Linked DNA regions of Homo sapiens: region 1 is linked to region 2. Evidence: chromatin loops called from intact Hi-C (ENCODE). Cell type or tissue: breast epithelium. All regions are shown on one strand. Links, peaks and the distances in the headings refer to the core of each region. The heading gives the core; the rest is flanking DNA. Region 1 overlaps KRABD3 (KRAB domain containing 3). Region 2 has its middle 4.6 kb from the start of TRC-GCA21-1.

Region 1 (2,915 bases), core at 111-2,610, 51 kb after region 2:
CAGGGACAGCTAGGCTGTCCCCTCTGGGATGGAACAACCAACCCCCCCGGAGACTGTGCCTGCAGGTGTCCATCACCTTCAAGGACTTGGCCGTGCGGTTCTCGGAGGAGGAGTGGCGGCTCCTGGAGGAGGGGCAGAGGGAGTTCTACCGAGACGTGATGCGGGAGAACTACGAGACGCTGGTCTCTGTGGGTAAGGACGGGAGGGAGCAGCACGTGTGGCAGGAGCCTGGTGGGCGGTGGAAGGGAGGCCGGAGTCCCTGGACCCGGCAGCCTTAGTCTTTCCACCTGAGAAATGAACACGGGGATCGTTCACGCTGCTGCTATTCTATGTCCCGGGACCGGGTTCTAGGTACAATTCGGTGGGGGTATGCGGCGGCCTCTGAGGTTCCGACCACTCTGCGGTTCTTTGAGTTTAAGTGGTCACATGAATGTGCACAGACCTGCAGGGGCCTGGGCTGCTATGCAACTGTGTGCGAAGCGGAGACCACTCCATTCCCAGGGCCACAGTTCCCTCTTCTTTCCCAGGGACAGCTGAGCTGCTCCCCCTCTCTGCTTTCCTGTCACCCTCAGAGCCTGGAAGAGCTGTTGGGGGAGGGAGCCACGCTGATGAGGGGCAGGAGCCTGCTGGTTGTGGAGATCCCCAGGGTAAGTTATCTGTCAGACTTTGGGTGTCTCCTCCCACTCATCGGTCCTCAGCCCCAGGCAATGCGTGACCTCAGCCTACTCAGTCCAGCCTCTCACCTCCCTGCCTCCCCTACTGCAACCTCCCAAGCTTTCACCCCTCATCCCTCTGGGCTGGAAGCCTGTTATGCAGAGAAGCACTCAGAGAAAGCCTGGGGTCACCCTGGAGAGTACCTCCTGCCTCAGGCCCCCCACCCACCACCACCCTGAAGCCTTATCACAGCCACCCCTGCAGAACCTGCTCCAGCTCCCAAAAGTCCTGCCACGAGGCTTACATCCCAAGACCTCAGATGGTGGATGTGCTCCACCGGCCCAGACTGGGCAAGGCCAGGCATTTAGGGGGTGCCAGGAAAGGCAGAGGGCCCAGATGGTGGAAGAAGTGTAGCGGCAGCCCGCCTGGGCATTCCCCTGGGAGGCATGGAGATTAATGAGTAACGTAGAACAGAGGAGCCCTGTTACCCAGGCCCCGCCCCCATGCCCTGGCTGTCCCTTGGCCAGAGCGCCTGGCCTGAGCCCAGGTCCTCTATATCTCATGGGACATGGTGTCTCCTCTGGCTGCTCCTCATGTGGCTGGGAGGATTACGTGAGATGCTGGGTGTGAAAACACGCACGTAGGTGTGAGTGCTGAGCAGCCGCAGGGGTGCGGGGGGGTCACTGTGGCCTCTCTGCAGGGGGACAGCCCCGGCACAGCCTGCACCTCACAGCCCTGGTGCAGCTGGTGAAGGAGATCCCAGAGTTCTTGTTTGGAGAAGTCAAGGGCGCTATGGACAGCCCCGAGAGCGAGAGCCGGGGAGCCAGCCTGGATGGAGAGAGAGCGAGCCCCGAGGGTAAGTCAGACAGTGGGGCAGTGCACGCAGCCTCCTCTGCACTCCGCATGATGAAGCACAAGTCCACGGCACTGCACTGCATGTGGGCTTGCAGGCACAGGCCGGGAGGCAGAGTCACCTGCTGTTCCTCGTGGCTAGGCCGTGTGCCGCCCTCTGAGCACATGCCCATAGCTGGCGAGAGGGCAGCTCTGACTTTCGCATGGTGGTTTCTGTGTGGCTTTGTCACCCTCCACCCACCATGGCCCCATTCAGAGCCCAGTGATGACAACACATAGGTGGCTGACATCCTGGTCATTGTTAGTACATGGCAAGGAAAGGACCCAGAATGTGACAGTGTGACAATGTTAGGGGCATCTTACCAGTTGTTGATTCTCCCTCTTTCCCGACAGCAGCTGCGGCAAGAGAGCCCTGCCCTCTCCGAGGCCTGCTCAGCTGCCTTCCAGACGGCCCTACCAGCCAGCCCCACCTGGCCACCACGCCCACCGACAGCTCGTGTTCCAGTGGCCCAACTGGTGACGGGGTCCAGGGAAGTCCTCTCCCCATCAGTGAGTCTGACACAGCAGGGACAGGGAGAACCAGCATTTCAAAAGCCCTGATCGTGGCGTCAGAGGACCTGGACCCTGTGCCCTCTTCATTTTTTTCTAGGACTCAGTTCCCCTGTTGTGCTGTTCTTTTGTTAACAAAGTACGCCAGGGAGCAGGACAACATATTTAGCCTCTGGTGTAACCACCAAAGAGGAGGCATGATGCTCAGCCCCTGGGGAGCCTGTCATCCCGCCCCGATCACTGAGCACTTTGTACACAGAAAGTCTCCGGCAGTTTCTAACATGCAGGCCCACGGCCAGCAGCATTGACCTACCTGTGTGCACTGGTCTGATCCTTAGACCGTCTCATCACAGCAACCCTAACTGCAGAGCAGGGCAAGGGGAGCTCCTAGGATTTCTCTGGGGTCTCATTTTATTTTTAAAACTTCTCACAAATTTTGCATGTCTGTTTTTATAAAAAAGTACTTCAAATTTATATGGAATAAAATTGGCACTCCCAAAGAGCATACCCCATTTAGCTGTGGTTTCATCTGGTGTTCAGGGGTCGTCGGGCACACTTGCTCTGGGGTTCTGTGTGCCCTGTGTGTGCCCTGGTTTGAGAAGCGTGAGTGTGAGATTGTGGCCTACATGTCAAGGCTGCCGGCATCACTTCCTGAGCCAAATTCCGAGGCTGGGCTCAGGGGGAAGGGTCTGGGAGTGTTCACAGTGAACCAACAGTCTTGCTGTTTCCAGTTAAACCAGAAAGAAACGGTAAAGGCCCTCAGCCCACCTCGAACAGGGACTTGGGTGGCTGGAGAGGGCTGTCCTCTATGGGAACCAGATCTGGTGTGATTTTCCAGAGTCTGGAGCTGGGGCTAGAAA
Region 2 (2,915 bases), core at 148-2,647:
TCCATCTCAAAAAGCAAACAAACAAACAAAAAAGAGCGTGAATTCATGACTTTACCTGTACCACATGAATTTTGATTTGTTATATCTTTGTTAACATTTGGTTCAAGATACTTTCTAATTTCTATTTTGATCTCTTCTTTTGCTTATAGGTTATTTGGAAGTGTATTGTTTGGCTTCCAAGAGGCTGGGGATTTCTAGTTATTTCTGTTTCTCATAACTTAGCCTAATTCAGCTATAATATGGTCCGAAAACATTCTCTATGATTTCAATCCTCAAATTTGTGGCAACTTACTTTATATCACCAAATATTGTTAACTTTGATAAATGTACTGTGCGCATTAAAATATATAAAATGTGCTATTGAATGGTGCACTGTTCATTATATATCAAATAGGTCATATTTTCTGGTTGTGTTATTCAGATTCTTCATATGCTTAGCAACATTTTATTTGCCTTTTCTATTAGCTACAGAAAAAGGTGTGTTAAAATCTGCCACTATGATTAAGGATATGTCTATTTCTATTTTTAGTTCTATCCATTTTTGTTTATTTTCACACTATATTTTTAGGTGCATTCAGATTTGGGATTATAATAGCTTCCTGCTAGATTGACCTCCTTATCATTTTTAAATATCCCCTCTATCTGTAGAAACTCTTATCAAGTTAAAGTCTATTTTGCATCATATTAATATTGCTATACTAGCCTCTTTGGTTATTGTTTGTACGGTGTGTTTTTATTTATACTTTCACCTGCTATATGTGACCCTACGCTTAAGTTTCAACTAAGCAACTTATAGTGTGGTTTTGTTTTCTCATTCAGTCTGAAAATTTTATATTTTAATTGGAGTTTTAAATACTTTTATATTATTTAAAGTAATTGGGTTATTTACTTTCAGCACTGTAAAAATATTGTTTCATGTCACCTGGCTCCCATAATTTCTTTTGGCAAATCATCTGTTAATTGTAAAATTTGATTTTTTTCCCTACTGATTGCTTTTTCAGATTTCTCTTCCTCTCTCTCTCTTTTTTTTTTTTATTTTTTCTTTGAGACGGAGTCTCGTTCTGTCACCCAGGCTGGAGTGCAGTGGCACAATCTTGGCTCACTGCAACCTCCACCTCCTGTGTTCAAGTGATTCTCCTGCCTCAGCCTCTCAAGTAGCTGGGATTATAGGCACATGCCACCAGGCCTGGCTAATTTTTGTATTTTAAGTAGAGATGGGGTTTCACCATGTTGGCCAGTCTGGTCTTGAACTCCTGACGTCAAGTGATCCGCCCACCTCAGCCCTACCAAAATGCTAGGATTACAGACGTGAGCCACCGTGCCTGGCCTCTTCCTCACTCTTTAAAAACATGGTTTCTTTTGGTTTTGTTTGTATGTTTTGTCCTCTGTCTTTTCCTCCATCACCTACAGATGGCGTTAATATTCTCCTTTGTTTTTATTTCCTTTTGACTAACTGAATTTCTTAAATAAGTGGGTTGATGTTTTCCATTAGTTTTGGAAAATGCTTGTCAATTATCCTTTCACATCTTGGTTTTGCTTCATTCACTTTCTTACCTCCTTTTGGAATTTCAATGACATGTAAGAACTTTTAACTGTTTCCCATTTATATCCTATTTTCCTTTTCTTTTCATCCATTCTTTACCTTTCTGTGCTTCAGTTTAGATATTTTTCTATTGATTTGTTTTTCTGTTCACTAATCCAGTGGTCCACTGTGACTAAGTTTCTGTTAAATGCACGTATTACAATTTTAATGTTAAATATTATAATTTTTGTTTTAGAATTTCCTTTGAATTTTTTCTTACAAATTAGAACGTGAAATTCACACTTTTCTCACATTTTTTCTATGTTCCTGTTTTCCTAAATATATTATCAAAGTTATTTTAAATTCTATGATATCTAGATCACTTGCTTCGACTGTCTGTTTTTCTTTTGGTTTTGTTCATATTTCTCTGACTGTTGATATACCTAGTAATCTTTATTGAATGCCAGACATTGTGTATTAAAAGAATAAAGGCTCTCAATAAAATTATTTTCTACTAGACAAAATTCACCCTCCTCCTCCTCTTCCTGCTCTTCCTGCTCCCTCCTCCTCCTCCTTCTTCTGCTTCTTCTTTTTTGAAAGAAGATAGAGTGGAGGGCTGATGATTTTAAACCAATAAGGAAATGAGTGGTCTTTTCTGCTAAGAAAAATGAAAATGTAATTTTGGTAATGCTCCTTCTATCTGTGACTTGTCCCACTTTTTGAGCGTTGCCCTACCAGGTTTGCAATAAAAAACCTGGCAGGTCTTTCTCTTCTCAACCGAAAAATCCACTCTTGTTTTTAGAGTTTGGGCTTATATTTCTGGATTCTTCCTTCATGGAGCTTCACAACTCAGCAATTTTCTTGAGGAGTGAAACCAGCTATGTATTTAAGGACTCTAAAGTCTCCATTTTCATGCTCCAGCATTGTACATCTGTTCAAAAGCTCCCTTGGTGTTCCTATTTCCTGACACATGTATGCTGGTGCCAACATTGGGAGCTCAGCCTCTAGCTGGGCTTAGAATTGGCAAGTGTCCCAGAGAAACAGTGGCTGCAGATCCTCAGTGTCAATTCACTACTTTCTTCAGGGCTTTCACTTTCTCCTGGCGTGTTCTTTCCCCTTTCTCTACCCCAGGAATTTTCATCTTCTTAGTACCATGAAATTGTTATAAATTCTGTTCTTTTTCCCAGAGATTTTCCTTAATTTTATAACCTCTTGCCCCACATAGTTTTAGAATTCTGAAAATGTCTAGAGGTAAAAAACAGCTATATGTTTAATGTCCCCCAAGTCTACAGTCTTGTCACAGCAACCCTGAGTGACCAACAAAAGTTTCATTGGGTTCCCAGTACCTCAGCAGCAGCCCTATGCTTGGACCTAAGGCAGATTATCAGCCTGC

Evidence for each region. Hi-C counts contacts between places; a loop is a spot of excess contacts. Peaks named below come from ENCODE experiments on the same cell type or tissue, not always from the same donor. Only the 100,000 strongest peaks of a DNase experiment are listed, where the experiment ranks them.
Region 1: it touches region 2 in a loop (2.3-fold over the local background); 12 of 110 quality-filtered maps call a loop at or near these places.

The regions. Positions count from the first base shown.
Region 1 is chr7:149,719,481-149,722,395 of GRCh38, forward strand. It overlaps KRABD3 (KRAB domain containing 3), which reads left to right. Exons shown (of 17, transcript NM_001290187.2): 2 at 66-192; 3 at 528-647; 4 at 1,355-1,510; 5 at 1,903-2,055. Among named protein-coding and RNA genes, the nearest start is that of KRABD3, 6.0 kb to the left of the region's middle. RefSeq lists an enhancer at 779-1,673. In breast epithelium, for the core only: no CTCF peak of the experiment used is centred there; a DNase peak (open chromatin) is centred at 1,161.
Region 2 is chr7:149,667,967-149,670,881 of GRCh38, forward strand. No RefSeq gene overlaps it. Among named protein-coding and RNA genes, the nearest start is that of TRC-GCA21-1, 4.6 kb to the left of the region's middle. In breast epithelium, for the core only: a CTCF peak has its summit at 1,424; a DNase peak (open chromatin) is centred at 2,542.